2 separate regions of the Homo sapiens genome follow, and region 1 is linked to region 2. Evidence: read pairs that join two places in POLR2A ChIA-PET (ENCODE). Cell type or tissue: MCF 10A. All regions are shown on one strand. Each heading gives the region's core, and the rest is flanking DNA. Links, peaks and the distances in the headings are about the cores only.

Evidence for each region. ChIA-PET counts read pairs that join two places held together with the same protein. Peaks named below come from ENCODE experiments on the same cell type or tissue, not always from the same donor. Only the 100,000 strongest peaks of a DNase experiment are listed, where the experiment ranks them.
Region 1: POLR2A ChIA-PET joins it to region 2 with 5 read pairs; 5 of 35 experiments call an interaction of 5 or more read pairs at or near these places.

What each region holds. Positions count from the first base shown.
Region 1 is chr12:122,084,342-122,093,164 of GRCh38, reverse strand. All of the region lies in intron 1 of MLXIP (MLX interacting protein), which reads right to left. Among named protein-coding and RNA genes, the nearest start is that of MLXIP, 10 kb to the right of the region's middle. In MCF 10A, for the core only: no CTCF peak of the experiment used is centred there; no DNase peak of the experiment used is centred there.
Region 2 is chr12:121,997,549-122,006,371 of GRCh38, reverse strand. It overlaps CFAP251 (cilia and flagella associated protein 251), which reads right to left. Exons shown (of 22, transcript NM_144668.6): 20 at 6,428-6,656; 21 at 4,774-4,875; 22 at 2,453-2,720. The coding sequence ends at 2,608. It overlaps LOC124903038 (a long non-coding RNA gene), which reads left to right and starts at 672. Exons shown (of 2, transcript XR_007063499.1): 1 at 672-760. In MCF 10A, for the core only: no CTCF peak of the experiment used is centred there; a DNase peak (open chromatin) is centred at 4,811.

The sequences.
Region 1 (8,823 bases), core at 352-8,351, 87 kb before region 2:
CATACCCTACACGCCAACACACACATCAACAGACCCCACACACATCCCACACACCAACACACACACCACACACCAACACACACAGCAAACACACCAACACATGCACACCACACACACCATACACACACACCACACATACATATACACAGACCACACCACACATACACACAACACACACAACACATACATACCCACACCACACACCCCACCACACAAACATACCACACACACCACACCCCACACACATCACACACAACAACACACACACTGGGGAAGCAAAGCCGAAGATAGGTAACATAACATAAAATGTGCAGGTCGGAAACTAAACAAGAGTCAAGACAGAGCCCTCCTCAGTCTAACTTAATGTTGTAATTTTGTTTCAACTCCAGCCAAATCAACCGTTTATAGAGTTCAAAGTATTGTCCCTTTCCCCCATCCCAAAATTACCCTATGCAAACAGTCCCACCTTAGTCAAGTATGGTGGTGATGCTGAGGGGTGATAGCTTAAAATGGAATGTAACCTATAGTCCAAGAATTTCACAAAATGGAGAATATACCCTCCATTCCCAGAACAAGAATACTTAAAATCATCACCCCAGCTCCTCATAACTCAGAGTAACTAACCGTCTCCTAGGCACATGCATACCTCTGGGGTGTACCAGGCAGTCTTAGATTTGGTATTCAGAAGATTATGGTCCTGTGACTTTAAACAGAGCAGGGCCAAGAAGGTAGACGTAGTGTAAGAACACCTAAAAAAAACTACCTTGACTGGGCTCAGTGGTTCACACCTGTAATCCCAGCACTTTGGGAGGCCATGGCAGATGAGTTGCTAGAGCTTGGGAGTTCAAGACCAACCTGAGCAACATGGCAAAACCCTGTCTCTACAAAAAATACAAAAATTAGCCAGGCATGGTGCTGCATGCCTTGTAGTCCCAGCTACTTGGGAGGCTGAGGCAGGAGGACAGTTTGAGCCCAGGATGTGGAGGTTGCAATGAGCTGAGATCGCGCCACTGCACTCCAGTCTGGGTGACAGGGAGAGATCCTGTCTCAAAGAAAAGAAAAGAAAAAAGAAAAGAAAAGAAAAGAAAAAGAAAGAAAAAGAAAGGGGAAAAAAAATATTTCTTGTGCCAGAGCCGTTCTGTGGCAAACAGCACACCGCCTTCATCGCTTAGGCCAAGACTCACTTCTAAACCAGATTCAATCTAGATTAAACTCACAACCCCAGAATACCTAATAGCTGAATTCAGACCTTAAATCCAGATTTCCTCCAGTTTTTCAAATATGTCGAATCTCATAACACTAGGCTCACATTCCCACATGGCAAGAATCACCTGAAGTTAAGTGATGGCTGCTCTTTCAGCAAACACTCTAGTTCACCACCACAGTCTCCACTACTCCCTACCGCCTGTCATTGAGACCAAGTCAACTGCAGTTGATGCTTACGGTTTTCATAACAAACAGAGATTTCTCCATAACCATGACTTTATGAAAAGGAGGAAAATAAATAACAGAAAAGGTCTTTTTAGCCTTACAGATATCCTATTTCCTGGCCCTTGTGAGCATTTAAGTTTGTGACCCTTGACCCAGATAAAAGAAGAAAAAGTCTTTTTTTGTTTTGTTGTTTTTTTAAACAGACACAAGGTTTTGCCATGTTGCTAAGGCTGGTCTCAAACTCCTGAGCTCAAGCAATGCACCTGCCTTGGCCTCCCAAAGTGCTGGGACTACAGGCCTGAGCCACTGCACCCGGCCGTAAAGGTCTTAACAAACTAACTTTACAGAGAGTGATTTGGCAAGCTCTGGTGCAAGCTGAAGAAACCAATTCCCACGTCATCTTCAGTCTAGAAGGAATGCTCCAAGGAGGTCACTTTCCCAAACACTCCTCCACTTACTGTACACAGTAAAGATAAAGAATCATGGAATTTCTAGACACTGACATAGTTAAGATCTCCAAGATCATCTGATCTTGCACTTCCCAAGTCAGATTCCTAAAGATAATGTTGAAAGTCAGAACTGTTTTCAATATTTTTTAAACAATAACAGCTTATTGAGACATAATTTACACACCATCAAAGTGACCCTTTAAAAGTGTTCAGTGGTTTTCAGTATATTCAGAGTTATGTAACCATCGCCACCCTAATTTTAGAACATTTTCATCACAGCCTCAAAAAAAAAACAACCCATTAGCAGTGACTATCCATTTTCCCTTTCCCCAGCCCTTGGCAGCCACTGCTCTGCTTTCTGTGTCTATGAGTTTGCTACTCTAGGCCTTTCGCATCAACAGATCACATACGTGGTCTTTTGTGTCTGGCTTCTTTCACCTAGTGCAGCGTTTCCAAGGTTCTTCCATGTTGCAGCATGCATCAGTACTTCATTGCAAAAGTTGTTTTCAATATTTTTTATTTCTGGGAAGATAGCTTCAGGTAGATCAATGTTTTTAAAAGTATTTACTTGCTCATGATAAAGCCATGATGGTCATCCTTCAAATAAATGCAATTTTCCTAACATTTTATTAAGAAAATTATCAAACATACAGGGAAAGTTGAAAGAACTGTACAATGAATACTCAAGTACCCACCACCTGAATTCTTACAATTATAACTACTAAGCCATTTCTCCATCCATTAATCCATCTTATTTTGTTATGTGTTTTGTTTTGTTTTTTTTTTTTGAGACAGAGTCTCGCTCTGTTGCCCAGGATGGAGGGCAGTGGTGGGATCTTGGCTCACTGTAACCTCTGCCTCTCGGTTTCAAGAGAGTCTCCTGCCTCAGCCTCCCGAGTAGCTGGGATTACAGGCATGTGCCACCACACCAGCTAATTTTTTTGTATTTTCGGTAGAGACAGGGTTTCGCCATGTTGGCCAGGCTGGTCTCGAACTCCTGACCTCAAATGATCTGCCTGCCTCGGCCTCGCAAAGTGTTGGGATTACAGGCGTGAGTCACCACACCCGGCTGGGTAAGGCTTATTTCATTCAACATAATGTTTCTGAGATTCATCCATGTTGTGGCATATACTGGTAATTTGTTTCTTTTTAAATTACTGAATGCGCTTTGTTCCTAAGGTAATATCTTTCAAAAAAGAAAGCCATGGAAGAAGAGTAAGGTTGGTAACCATGACTCCAGTCTAACCCTCTCTCTCTTGCATCCTCCACCCTCATGGGCACCAAGACTTAAGGAGCTAAGGGGCAGATGCTAACCAGTCGCACCACTGTCTTGTGGCTTCCAATCCCATCATCTTTCCACATACCTCACAGCCATTTCCTTCTTCTCATCCTGTAAGGAAGTTCCTAGCTGATTCTATAAGAGCCTTATTACAGGAAATGGGAAGTCAATACCCGAATAACAAAGGTACTAGGTGTCTCCTCAAAAACATGTCAAGAAAACAAAATGTGGTACATCCAAAAAACTGAAGACTATTCAGCATTAAAATGCACTAAACACCTGATGTGTGCTACAACATGGATGTACTCTGGGGATCTTACTGAGGTGATGGAATGTCCCAGCACTGGGCTGTGACAATGACTGCACAACTAAAAAAAAAAATCACTGAACCTTACACTTACAATGGGTCCATTTTATGCTATGTAAATTACACTTACAGAAAGTTGTGTTAAAAAGAAAAAAGCCTGACTACAAACGGATGAAAGAGTTTTCTGCTTCAAGGCAGAGAAAGATCTGCTTGATAATTTAAAGACAAAAGAGGCAATTTAAAAGACCCTGCTACTCAACTAGAAAACAGTTGTTTAAAACACCAAGCTAGGATAATTATATACTGTTTTAAGAATGCATTGAAAGCGTTTCCTTTTAATAAATAAAAGGAATTTATTGATTCACTTTCTTTAAAAAGCTCAGTATCAAGCTATCTGGGCAGGTCCCAACTGCCAGTCTTAAAATGAGGCAGCCCATTGTGAACGGGCTGGTTACCATGTGACCATGTAACCATATGAAGAGGTTCTTCAGGCTGTTCTATTTGTTTGTTTGCTTGTTTGAGACAGGGTCTTGCTCTGTCATCCAGGCTGGAGTGCAGTGGTATGATTATAGCTCTGCTGCCTCCACTTCCTGGGCTCAAGGGATCCTTTTGCCCCAGCCTCCCCAGCAGCTGGGATTACAGACAGGCACCACCACACCCAGCTAATTTTTTTTTTTTTTTTTTTTTTTGTAGAGATGGGGGTCTCACTACATTGACCAGGCTGGTCTCAAACTCCTGGGCTCAGGCAGTCCTCCCGCCTCAACCTCCCATAGTGCTGAGGTTACACACATGAGCCACTGCACCCAGCCTCTTCAGGCTGTTCTTTAAAAAGCTAGAATACTGGGTGAATATCCGAAAACTAGGCTAATTCCCCTGCTTTCTACATAAGAAGCTGTTTTTTTGTTTTGGTGACCGAATTTGCCTCATGGGAGCAGAGCAAACACGGCTGCCCTCCTTCCCCACCGACAGGCCTAGAAGGAAGGAATAGTAACCAGCTTTCAAAGTGGATCACCTACTTGCAGAATATTCCTCAACAGAGAAGCTGCTTTCCTTCTCCAAAGCCTGAAAACTGCCCCAGGCGGCTGCTTCTACCCACAGCCACCTCTTTGTAGGAGCTGTTCCATCTTCTTGTAGGAGCTTTTTCTGACTCCTCAGCCTTTCCTCCTCACCACTGGGATTCTTCATGCTTACTTCCGAGACTTAAAGGCGGATGACATGGAATCCTCTTCCTAGAATTCTTTCTCCAGATGCTGGAGCCCCTTCTGGAGCTACCAAAATCACCCCTTCTCTACTGCCTCCTTCTAGAAGATTTTTCTGATGGTGCAGTCAGCTCCCAAATACATCAACAATGCTGGGCTTGGAGAGGTCTCTAGGGTATTCAAAGCAGACAGTATTTCTCCAGCACCACCAGACTCAGCTGAGCAGAAACAGCCCGCAGGAGATGCATATTCCACGCCACTCAGAACGCAAGCTCCAAACTCCAAAGCCTCCCCTGGAGAGGGACAGCAGAGGGGGAGGGGCAGGGGAGCAAGAAGAAACCTAGGGCACCTGGGTAGGGCAAAGTAGGCGGCTGTGATGTCCACCACACTGACAGCCCTCAGCCCTTCTCAGGGAAGCTGCCCGCCCACGGCTCTGGCTGTCAGGGCAGCCCCCAGGCAGCCGAGCTTTGTGCACTGTGGTGTCCTCAGCGTGACATACCCCAGCTTCACAGCTGACCGCTCCTTGCCCAGCCTTCTTCATTTCAGTAATGGCCCCAGCTGCTCAGGCCAAACCTCAGAGTCACTGTTGATTCCTTTCTTCCTTTCATCTGCCAGGTCCAATTCACCAGCAAGTCCAAAAACCACCCTGAATACAGCTCCTCACCACCTCGCTGCTACCGTCCTAGTCTGAGGCTGGAGCTCCACAACCGCCCAACTGGTAGCCTCGCTCCTGCTCTCACCCTCCCTAGACCCGTCTCCTGTAGACTGGCCCCAGCCGCCCTGTGGAGATAAACCAGTACTCCCCAGTGCCACCAAAACCATCTCCTAACTTCCTACCCTGGCCCACAAGGCCCCTTGCCTCTTCTATCTTACCTCCTGCCACTCACTCCTGCCCTCTACATTCTGACCAAGCTAGCCTTCTTTCTAACCTTGCAATGCGCCAAGCTCACTCCAGCGAAGGCCTCTGCCTGGGCCTCTTCCCGCACCTGGAACGACCATCGTGCCTGGCTCCTACTTGACACTTAGGTTTCAGAGTTCACCCAGAAAGGTCACCTCCCCCAGAGGACTTCTCTACCCAGCCTAAAGTAGCCACCCACCCTCCCCAGCCCCAGTACTCTCTAGCCTTCATCTTCTTTCTATTCTTGCCTGCACTCACAATATAAGACCTGATGTGCTGACAATCCCCCCACTAGCATGGAAGTCCCATGAGGGGAGAGGACTAACCCGCCTTGCTTACCACTGTATCCCCAAGGGCTAGAACCGTGCCTGCACACAACAGGGTGTGCCTGATTAATACTTCTGGAGGGAAAAAGCATTTGTGCTGGGGCGGCCAAACCCAGATCATAGCCAGCCTCATGCTCTGGGGCCCGGCCAGCCAGGCTCCCTCTCAATTAGCCCTCATGGGGCTAATTCAATTAGACAACCGCCAAGAGTGTTGATGGTCCCAGGAAGCTCATAGCAAGGTCCATATGTGAGACACAGGCCCTGGCAGGCTCAAGCTGGGCGGATCCAGAAGCTCCCAGGGGCAGAGCTTTGTACCAGAAAAGAAACAGGGTGGTGGGTGACAGCCGGCGGCAGCACAAGAAGCAGGGCTGCAAAGACGGCAGGGCTGGCCTGTGAGAGTCAGTCTCTTCAAGGCGTCTGGCCGGACAGTGAAGAAGAGCATCTCCCCCGCGGGGGACCTAGCACTGCCTGGAACCCAGGACCAGTCTCCACTGAAATCGGCCAGTCCTCGAAGTCCTGGAATTAGCATGAGGTGACCAGCACCCCATTCCACAGGCCAGCACGAGGGTCCCTGATCCACGCGGCTAGAGAACTCTGCCAAAAACACACACCCTGTGGCCTGAATTCTAATCACAGACAACAGAACTCCAACAAAATACAGAAAGTAATCACCTAAGACACTGGCTATCTGGACTGCACATTTTCTACCCAAGAAGTAATTTGATTCTAGGGAATGAGAGCTCAGGCTCTCATCAGCCATCACATAAATCCTTTAAAAAAAGGAAAATTAACTTTCTACAACACTTCTATTATAGAAATTATACCAGGGAACAAGGATCCACTTTACAGACCTTTCCTTTTATAACCAGGGCCCTCCTATCACTAGATCCCCTCGCTGGTGCCGAGGACCCACGGCATAGCTCAATCTTAAGCCCGGGGTGGGCTCCTCTGCTCTCCTGTGGTGGGAGAAGAGTGAAGATGAGTTTCCTGTTGTCACTGTAACAAATTACCGCAAACTTAGTGGCTTAGAACAACAGACTTTATGATTTTACAGTTCTAGAGGTCAGAGGTCTGATTTGGGTCTCACAAGATTCAGCAGGGCTGCGTTCTTCCCAGAAGCTCTGGGGGAGAACCCGTCCCCTCGCCTTTTCCAGCTCTGAGGGGCCCATATTCCCAATCCCGTGGCTTTCCTCCATCTTCAAAGCTGCCAACAGCAGCTGACATCCTTCCTCTGCTGCTCACTCTCTGGTTCTCTCTTTGATTCCCTCTTAATTTTAAGGACCCCTGTGATTACACCAGGCTCACTCAGATAATCCAGATAATCTCCCTATGTTAAGGTCAGTAGACCAGCAACCTTGATTCCATCTGTAACCTTAATTCGCCTTTGCCATATGACCTAGCACAGTCACAGGTTCTGTGGATGAGGATGTGCACATCTTCGGGGGGCCATTAATCTGCCCACCACACCTGTCCAAGCAAGCCACGATACGAACACCATCCAGCAAAAGCACTTATCTTGTTGTCCCACTCCACGCCAATGTCCCCTAAAGCACCATTCCACAAAGGTTGTGTTTGTCTCTGCAGAGCTCAAGATAAACACAATTCACTTAACTTGTTAGCTTGCAAGTGAGAAAAGAAAAACAAACAAACAAAAAAACAGCCTGACCAACATGATGAAACCCCATCTCTACCAAAAATACAAAAATTAGCCGGGCATGGTGGCATGTGCCTGTAATCCCAGCTACTCAGGAGGCTGAGGCAGGAGAATCACTTGAACCCAGGAGGCGGAGGTTGCAGTGAGCCCAGATCGCGCCATTGCACTCCAGCCTGGGCGACAGAGCGAGACTCCATCTCAAAAAAAAAAAAAAAATTCACTACAGATTATAAAGTTGGCTTCCAGGTCCCTGAGTGTCCCTTTCAATCCATCAGATGATTCTTAATCTCCTAGGATGTGCCGAAGCTGTTAGGCTTAGCGCGGAAGTCAAAGGTGAAGACAGCAGGGATTCTGGTAAGCCGGGATCACATAATGACACAGGCCGAATGACATCAGGGTGCCTTCCAGGGGGATGCGATGTTCATGCACTCTGGGAAGCACAGGGTTTCGCCAGCAGGGAGGGCAGCCACAGAGAGACATGGAGTGGACCGAGGCATCCACCTTCCCCATCTGGGTTTCCCGCTCTGGAGAGGAACTGGCATTTGCACTCTCCTCTAACAGAAGCCGGGCTTTTGTGGGCAGATAAGGTAGGTCACTTTTCTCCTCAAGACACTTTTCCGTGGACAAGTTGTGTAACCTCTCGGTAACACAGCTAATTAACGTCTGAGCTTTGGTTTTTTATTTTTTATTTACTTATTTATTTTTTAAAATGAGGATTCCACCACCACCTACCTGACAGGGTTGTTGTGTGAGTTGCTTAAGATCACGTTAAGAGGCCGGGCACAGTGGCTCACGCCTGTAACCTCAGCACTTTGGGAGGCCGAGACTGGCCGATCACTTGAGGTCAGGAGTTTGAGACCAGCCTGGCCAACATGGCAAAATCCTGTCTCTACTAAAGATACAAAAACTTAGCTGGGCATGGTGATGCATACCTGTAATCCCAGCTACTTGGAAAGCTGAGGCAGGAGAATCGCTTGAACCTGGGAGGCAGAGGTTGCAGTGAGCCAAGATCACGCCACTGCACTCCAGCCTGGGTGACAAGAGCGAAACTCCGTCTCAAACAAACAAAAAAAAAGGTCATGGAAGGAGAATGTGGAACATAATAAATGTTCAGTCTGTGTGAATTCTCTTTTCTTCTTCCACCCGGAAAATAACCTCCCTCCATCCTCTCCTCTAACCTCGTCACCTGGACTCTTTCCCCAGGTCTTCCTCCCCTTCCTCTCCTTCCTCCCCTTCCAGCATGTGGGCAATGAACCAACCAGCGTCTACAAGCAATGGAA
Region 2 (8,823 bases), core at 248-8,247:
CCCTACTGCTGGAAGCCTGAGCTCTCTGCACTGTATCCTCTTTCCTGCTGATGGGACCGGGCCACTGGGTCCTCCCTTTTCTCATCTTTGAGGCCAACAGGCTGGGCCTGCCCTGATGAGAGGTGAAGAGGCCCTCCTGGAGCTGAAAGGGGCAATTGGCTGTGCCCTGCTTTTGTCAAGGAAGTTGGGAGACAACAAAACCCAAGCACCTTGGCCAGGGCGGTGGCTCACATCTGTAATCCCAGAACTTTGGGAGGCCAAGGCAGGTGGATCACCTGAGGTCAGGAGTTCGAGACCAGCCTGGCCAACGCGGTGAAATCCCATCTCTACTGAAAATAGAAAAATTAGCCAGGCATGGTGGTGTGTGCCTGTAATCCCAGCTGTATCCTGGGAGGCTGAGGCAGGAGAATCACTTGAACCTGGGACATAATCTGAGTTATCTCAGATGCTAGTTTCTCTGGTGAAGGTTGCAGTGAGCCGAGACTGCACCACTGCACTCCAGCCTGTGCGACAGAGCGAGACTCTGTCTCAAAAAAAAAAAAAAAAAAAAAAATTAGCCAGGCATGGTGGCTGGTGGCACATGCCTGTAATCCCAGCTACTTAGGAGGCTGAGGCACAAAAATTGCTTGAACCCAAGAGGCGGAGGTTGCAGTGAGCTGAGATCGCACCACTGCACTCCAGCCTGGGTGGCAGAGCCAGACTCCATCTCAAAAACGAAAAACCAAACAACCCACAAACACCTGCAGAAAGAGGTTCCCAGGTAAGAAGGGTCCCCCTGCCAGGCTGGGCTGGGTGTGGGGTGGGATGCCATTCGTGCCAATCCTGCTGTCCATGGTGATTTTGGTCTCCTCAGTGAACATAACCGTAACCATGATCCATAACCAGGACCTCCACCTCCCCGCTCTCTGAGTCCAAAGGAGATGCTGAAGCCGGATGGGCAGAGAGAAAGAGCATCTGCCTGCGCTAGGCAGTGTCCCAGCTTAATGAACCTGCCATAGTGGGTCCAACTGACCACAGGTCGGTTCTGCTCAAGACAATTCCAATACATGCCATCAATCAGAACCAAATCAGAGGGCGCCAGATTCAATGAATGAAGCCCCCGGTTGGTGAGAGACTGCATCCAATTCCGAGTTATTTTTTGAAGAGAACAAGTCACTTGAGAGTTTCTTGTTCCCTAAAATGTCCCCAGGAACTTTTTAACTGGCTTGATACTAGATCTCCTAAGCCCTCAGCAGCTGCAAAATTGATTCATAAAGCTTGTTTTTCTTTTCATGTTTTTTAAAAAGAACAAAATGTAAATTAGGTTGCAAAGCCCTGGTGACATGATCTGACAAGCTGGCACCGGCAGAACCTTGGCCCGTGCTGTCTGCCCCAAGGTCACAGTGACACAGCCTGGTTTGGGGTAGACAGTTCCGTTCCACGTTCCGGGGCGTTCCAAAGATTCTCACCATGCCAGATTTCCAGCTGGACCCCACGTAGTGGAGGGGGCTTCGTGCATGAGTAAGGATGTGGTTGTTATTCTGTTTCTCTGCCACGGAATGTTCCTTCCGAGAAAGGCACTTTAAGTGGATCAGAAATGTTATCTCAGATGCTAGTTTCTCTGAGGAAGAAGCTGGTCTAGGGGGTGTGTTGGACGGAGTGTGTTGGAGAATGACATCTGGCACCTTTGCCTGAATGAGGCCTCAGAACGGATGACAAAACTCCAAAGTCAGACTAACTCTCATCTGTTCACACTACAATGCTATGCTATTTTCAAGGCCAAAATACTGCTATAAACTTAGTAACGCCCCCTGAACGTCCCAGAGCTGGGGAACCGGCCCCTATTTTTGCCTACTACATGTTTTGCGGCCCAGCAGAGTGTGAGGCGGCCAAGCCACCACACTGGTGAGTGTGGGTGCGAGGGAGGCCCCGGCCTCTGCTGGGCGGGGCTGCTCTGTGGTTTCTGGCGCAGGTGCAGCGTGAACAGGCTCGGGGGCGCTCAGAGGGGCTTCTGCATTCTCCTGGCAGCTGCCACCGGGGTTAAGCATGGCTAATGATGCTCTTTATAACGGTCACACACCACCACTTGGGTGTTTTGCTGATAAGAAGCCACAATCTGGGACTCTCAGGAGCCCGGCGCACCCGGCACCCCCACCCCAGCCCCACAACAGGCAGGGGTGATCCACACTGGGCCACACTGGGCGGAGGGTCCAGGTGGCCCTGCAGGGAAAGGGAATGAGGCCATGGACCATCATTTCCCTGGACCACATGTGTCGCGAGGGAGGCCTGCTGCTGGCTGAGGACCCCTCTGCCCCCTGAGACCACGCCCCCTCCATATCCCGTGCAAACCCCATCCAGGCAGCATCACCAGAGACCCAGAGATCCAGCCACCATGTACATCCAGCTGCCAGGGTTTTTCTCGCCTCCGCCCACTTTTCTATTTCAGAAACAGTGGAATGTCCAACTTTGTGAATTCCATTGCTCACCAGAAACTTGCTTTAATGTCTAAATGTTCTAAAGATGAGAGGGGGGAGGGAAATGCATAAAAAGCAGTGCCTCATGGAAAACACACACATGTGCATGCACACACACCCAAAGTCCTTTGTGCTTTAAACATTCCTGGTAACTTCACTGACCATCCTGGCCGGAATCTTCTGAAATGGTTAAGCCAAGAATTTCAGTCGCGAATATTTCTGCAGTGATTTCGTCTGGAAGTTCTTCTTCAAGGCAAATTTCTGAACCTAGCCAAAACAAGAAAAGAACACCAAATGCCTTCATGATGATTATGTTTCTTTCTTTTTTGGGTGAGGGGAGGGGTTTGAGACAGGGCCTTGCTCTGTTGCCCAGGCTGGAGTGCAGTGACACGATCATAGCTCACTGCAGCCTTGAACTCCTGGGGTCAAGTGATCCTCCCACCTCAGCCTCCCAAGTAGCTGGGACTACAGGCACACGCCACCACGCCCAGCTTATTTTAAAATTTTTTTGTAGAGATGGGGTCTCGCTATGTTACCCAGGCTGATCTCAAACTGCTGGCTTCAAGTGATCCTCCCACCTCAGACTCCCAAAGCGCTGGGATTACAGCTACCGCATCTGGCCTCAATGACTATGTTTCTAACTCAGGAGGATTTTCCAAAAACACAAGGAAATGCTACTAAACAAAAACAAGAGGGGCTTTGTGCTGTGATTTGGCTTTGATTCCTTGAAAAACTCTGGGTGGAAATTGCTTAAAAATCTCTCCTTTACGGAACAGAACGCTGTTAACCAAATCTCTGCAAACCTTACTGGAAAGCCTTAACCACATGGTATGATTGATTTTTCTGTTTCAAGATGCCTGGGAACACAGCAGAAATATATAACAATCAGGAAAGGTACATTCTGAGATCTGAAGCACATAAAGGAATGGGGTAGGGAGAGCTTGCAGGTTGGGAATGACCTGTTAGCTACTGGAGTCTGAAATTATCTGAGTTCAGGGACTTTGTTTAATTTGATGTGGGGAATGGACAATAAAAGGAGAGGGAAAAGGGGAATGGGTGAGGGGTCTTTGCACCCTCCTCAGTCTTGGTGATGGTGGTGGGATCTGACCATCCCCGGGCTTGTCAGCAGAGTTGCTCCTGTACCAGTGAGCCTAGAAGAGCCGTTTAGATTGGTTCCTCCTGAGCTGAAAGTCACGGCCCTAACTTCAGGTCCAGTGCACGAAAAGGTGAAAAATACTTAGGCTATAGCAGGAAGGGACAGGAGGATGATCTTTAAAAACCTGAAAGTTTTGGCAGCTTGTAGCTGGGCTTGTACTGCCCACCAAGTTGATGCTCTCTCCTTCTCCAAATCTTTCTCTCTCTCTCTCTCTTTTTTAATTGAGACAGGCTCTCACTCTGTTGCCCAGGCTGGAGTACAGTGGCACAATCCTCACTCACCGCAGCCGTGAACACCTGGGCCCAAGTCATCCTCCCACTTAAGCCTCCTGAGTAGCTGGGACTAAAAGCATACACCGCTATGCCCAGCTAATTGTTTTGTTTTGCTTTAATTAATTAATTAATTTAGAGACGGAGTTTTGCTCTTGTCACCCAGGCTAGAGTGCAATGGTGTGATCTCGGCTCACTGCAACCTCCACCTCCTGGATTCAAGCGATTCTCCTGCCCCAGCCTCCCAAGTAACTGGGATTACAGGTGTGTGCCACCATGCTTGGCTAATTTTCGTATTTTTAGTAGAGATGGGATTTCACCATGTTGGTCAGGCTGGTCTTGAACTCCTGACCTCATGTGATCCACCCTCCTCGGCCTCCCAAAGCATTGGGATTACAGGCGTGAGCCACTGCGCCCAGCCTGGTTTTTTTTTTGTAGAGATGGGATCTCGCTATGTTGCCCAGGCCAGTCTCAAATTCTGAACCTCAAGCGATTCTCCTGCCTTGGCCTCCCAAAGTGCTGGAATTACAGGCGTGAGCCATGGTGCCTGGCCCCCAAGTCTCTCTTTACATACCTATTCTCCTGAAACAGCTGTCAAACTGGATCCTCTACGGGTGGCCAATATTCACCCACCCAAGCCGGCAAGATGACAGGTCAGTGGAACAAAGGGAAAATAAGCCCAGAAGAAACAAAAGGACGGACAGAGCGCGGGAACAAAAGCCACCACTCACTGTTCTTTTCATAACTTATTCATGTGGGATTCCCAACAGACATGCTTTGTTATGTGCAGTCTTAGGGAGAGTGGCTTGCACCGATCAGGAGAAATAAATGTACTGAAGTCTACAACAAATCAGTGAGCCACAGCTACATGCCCAGACAAAGCCAGCTGGGGTACCTTTGACGGAGCAGGTTGCAGGCTCGGATTTCCATCCCTCGGGATTCAGGCCAAACAGTGAAGCAAAGCAATCCAACATCTCCTCCTCCGTCATATGCTCACCTGTGTGTCAAAGAGTGAGAAGGTGATTGTTTAACTCTTGAGGCTAAGCATACTGTCAGGGCTTAGCGTTATTATTCAGAGGTCTTAAAGAGAATTATCCCACTATTTTTTTTTCTTTTACTCAATTGAAAAAAAAATTTAGGCTGGGCGTGGTGGCTCATGCCTGTAATCCCAGCACTTGCAGAGGCCAAGGTGGGCGTATCACTTGAGGTCAGGAGTTCGAGACCAGCCTGGCCAACATGGTGAAACCCCATCTCTACTAAAAATACAAAAATTAGCCGGGTGTGGTGGCGCGGCCTGTAATCCCAGCTACTCGGGAGGCTGAGACAGGAGAATTGCTTGAACCCTGGAGTTGGAGGTTGCAGTGAACTGAGATCGTGCCACTGCAGTTCAGCCTGGGCAACAGAGCGAGACTCTGTCTCAAAAAAAAAAAAAAAAAAAGCAACAAAAACAATAAAAACTTTTCTGGTGGAGATGAAGTCTTGCTATGTTGGGCCAGGCTGGTCTCGAACTCCTGGGCTCAAGTGATCTTCCTGCCTCAGCCTCTGAAACTGCTGGGATTACAGGTGTGAGCCACTGCGCCCAGCCCCTTTTCTTTAGACACAAAAATGATCTAGAGTCCCATGGTACTGTCACATATGCTTCCTAATGGTGTTAAACAGGGTCCTCCAGGCAAGGAACATACATGGGGCTGGCATAGAGAAATAGGACAGCATGCTGCGGGGACCAGGCTCTGCTTCATTTCAAATTCCCTCCTCTCAGAACCACCCACTTGGACTAAGATGAAACTGTCATCCCAAGAGAGTTTACTTGACATCCTCATGTACAATAATGAGAAACATAGTAGGTAAAAATTAAAAAGTTTACTTTGGTGTGGTTGCATTTCACAAATGCAATCCAAATATTTGTTTTCTTTTCTTTTCTTTTTTTCTTTCTTTTTTTTTTTTTTGACAGTCTCGCTCTGTCACCCAGCCTGAACTGCAGTGGCGTGATCTTGGCTCACTGCAACCTCCACCTCCCGGGTTCAAGCAATTCTCCTGCCTCAGCCTCCCAAGTAGCTGGGATTACAGGCGTGTGCCACCATACCCGGCTAATTTTTGTATTTTTAGTAGAGATGGGGTTTCACTGTGTTGGCCAGGCTGGTCTTGAACTTCTGACCTCAAGCAATCCGCCCGCCTCGGCCTCCCAAAGTGCTGGGATTACAGGCATGAGCCACTGCGCCCGGCCCCAACCCAAATCTTATGACAGCCCAGGGAGATGGATCAGCTGGCATTTTTATTCCCATTTTACAAGTGAGGATGCCGAGTCTTGCTGAGGCTCAGGTAGTTGCAACACGAATCACATTCTTTTGCTTTCTAGCTCCGGGTCCCTCCCATTACTTCGTACTTGCCAGGGATGCAGGTGGGTCAGCCAGACCCCTCATGGCTCAAATCTGGTCAAATCACCTCTTTCATGAAAGATGGAGCTCCACAGGGGCTGGCTCCCCAAACTCAGTTCTCTACACTGGGAATGGCCCCAGGATGTTACCAGACATCCTGATGTATGTGCTTACCTTTAGTAACGAGCAGTCTCAGGAAGTCCTCTCTTCGAATGGCCTTTTTCCCTTTGGAGTTGGTATAACCGAGCACCTCAAAGCTCTTGTGGATGCCACTCATGGTGTTACCAAAAGGTGGCTTGTGGTTAAGGTACACTTTTAGGAAATCTGGTAAGTTGATCTTGTCGATTAGCTTTCCAGTGTCCACATATTCACCAAATTTGATTTCGTTAAATATATCATCAATCTAGGGGAAAGATGGGGAAAAAAAAAAGACCACAGTAAATAGAAAAGGCACCAGGATAGATTTCTAAAAATTGGACAGTAGGGCTGGTGCAGCGGCTCATGCCTGTAATCCTAGCACTTTGGGAGGCCGTGGCCAAAGGATCACTTGAGGCCAGGAGTTTGAGACCAGCCTGGCCAACATGGTGAAACCCTGTCTCTACTAAAAATACAAAAATTAGCCTGGCACAGTATGAGAATCACTTGAACCCTGGAAGTTGAGGTTACAGTGAGCCAAGAACGTGCCACTGCACTCCAGCCTGGGCAACAGAGTGAAACTCTGTCTCGGCGGGGGGAAAAAAAAAGAATACTAATTTTCCACAAACTGCACAAAAATAGAGGAAAAAGGAATACTTTCCAATTATTTTAGATGGAAAAATCCTCCAGAAAATACAAGAAATTAAATCCAGGAGCATACAAAATGATTGTGCACCATGATCAAGTGGGATTTATCCCAAGAATGCAAGGTTGGTTTAACATGTCAACCTCAATTAATATAATACATTATTATTAACAGAATAAAGGACAGAAACCACATGATCATCTAAACAGACATAGAAAAAAAGCATTTAACAAAATCTAACAACTTTACATGGTAAAAACACTCAACAAACTAGGAATAGAAAGAAGCTTCCTCAACCCAATAACGGGCATGTGTGAAAAACCCACAGCTAACATCATACTTAATGATGAAGGACTAAATGCTTTCTCCTCCTAAGATCAGAAAAAAAGACAAGGATGTCCACTCTCACCACTTCCCCCTTTTTTTTTTTTTTTTTTTTTTTTTTTTTGATACAGGGTCTCACTCTTTGACCCAGACTGGAGTGCAGTGAGGCAACCTCTGCTCACTGTAGCCTTGACCTCTCAGGTTCAGGCGATCCTCTCACCTCAGCCTCCAGAGTTCCTGGGACTATAGGCATGCTTGACCATGCCTGGCTAATTTTTGTATTTTTTTTTAGAGACGGGGTTTCACCATGTTGCCCAGGCTGGTCTCAAACTCCTGGGCTCAAGCAATCTGCCCACCTTGGTCTCCCAATGTGCTGGGATTACAGGCATGAGCCACCTGGCACCACTTCCATTCCACACTGTCCTGGAGGTTCTAGCCAGGGAAATTAGGCAGGAAAAGAAGATAAAAGGCACCCAGAATTGAATGGGAGAAGCAAAACTATCTCTATTTGCAGATAACACAATCATATATATATATATATATATATATATATATATATATATATATATATATATATATATTACACTAAAAACTATTAGAACTGGTAAACAACTTCAGCAAGGTTGCAGGGTATAAGATCAATAATATAAACATCAATTATAGGCCAGGTGCAGTGGCTCACCCCTGTAATCCCATCACTTTGGGAGGCTGAGGCTGGAGGATTGCTTGAGGCCAGGAGTTCGAGACCAGCTTGGGCAACATATTAAAAGACCCTGCTTCTACAGAAAACAAAAAATTAATCAGGCATGTGGCATGCACCTATGGTTCCAGCTACTCAGGGGGCTGAGGTGGGAGGACTGCTTGAGCCCACAAGTTCGAGGCTGCAGTGAGCCCATGATCATGCCACTGCACTCCAGCCTGGGACACAAAGTGAGACCCTGTCTTAAAAAAAAAATCAATTGAGGCCGGGCATGGTGGCTCAGGCTTGTAATTCCAGCACTCTGGGAGGCCAAGGTGGGTAGATCACCTGAGGTCAGGAGTTCAAGACCAGCCTGGCCAACACGGTGAAAATCTGTCTCCACTAAAAATACGAAATTAGCCCGGCGTGGTAGCGTATGCCTATAGTCCCAGCTACTCGGGGGGCTGAGGCAGGAGAATCGCTTGAACTGGGGAGGTGGAGGCTGTAGTGAGCTGAGATGGCGCCATTACACTCCAGCCTGGGTGACAAGTGCAAAACTCTAACTCAAAAAAAAAAAAACAAACTATTGTATTTCTTTACACACTAGCAGTGAACAGCACAATAATTATAATAAATTAATAAAACAATTCCAATTATAATAGGATTAAGAAGAATAAAGTACTTAGGAATCAATTTAACAAAAATGCAAGATTTGTGCTCTAAAAGCTACAAAATATTGTAAAAAAAAAAAAAACTAAAGAAAACATAAGTAAATGGAAAGACTTT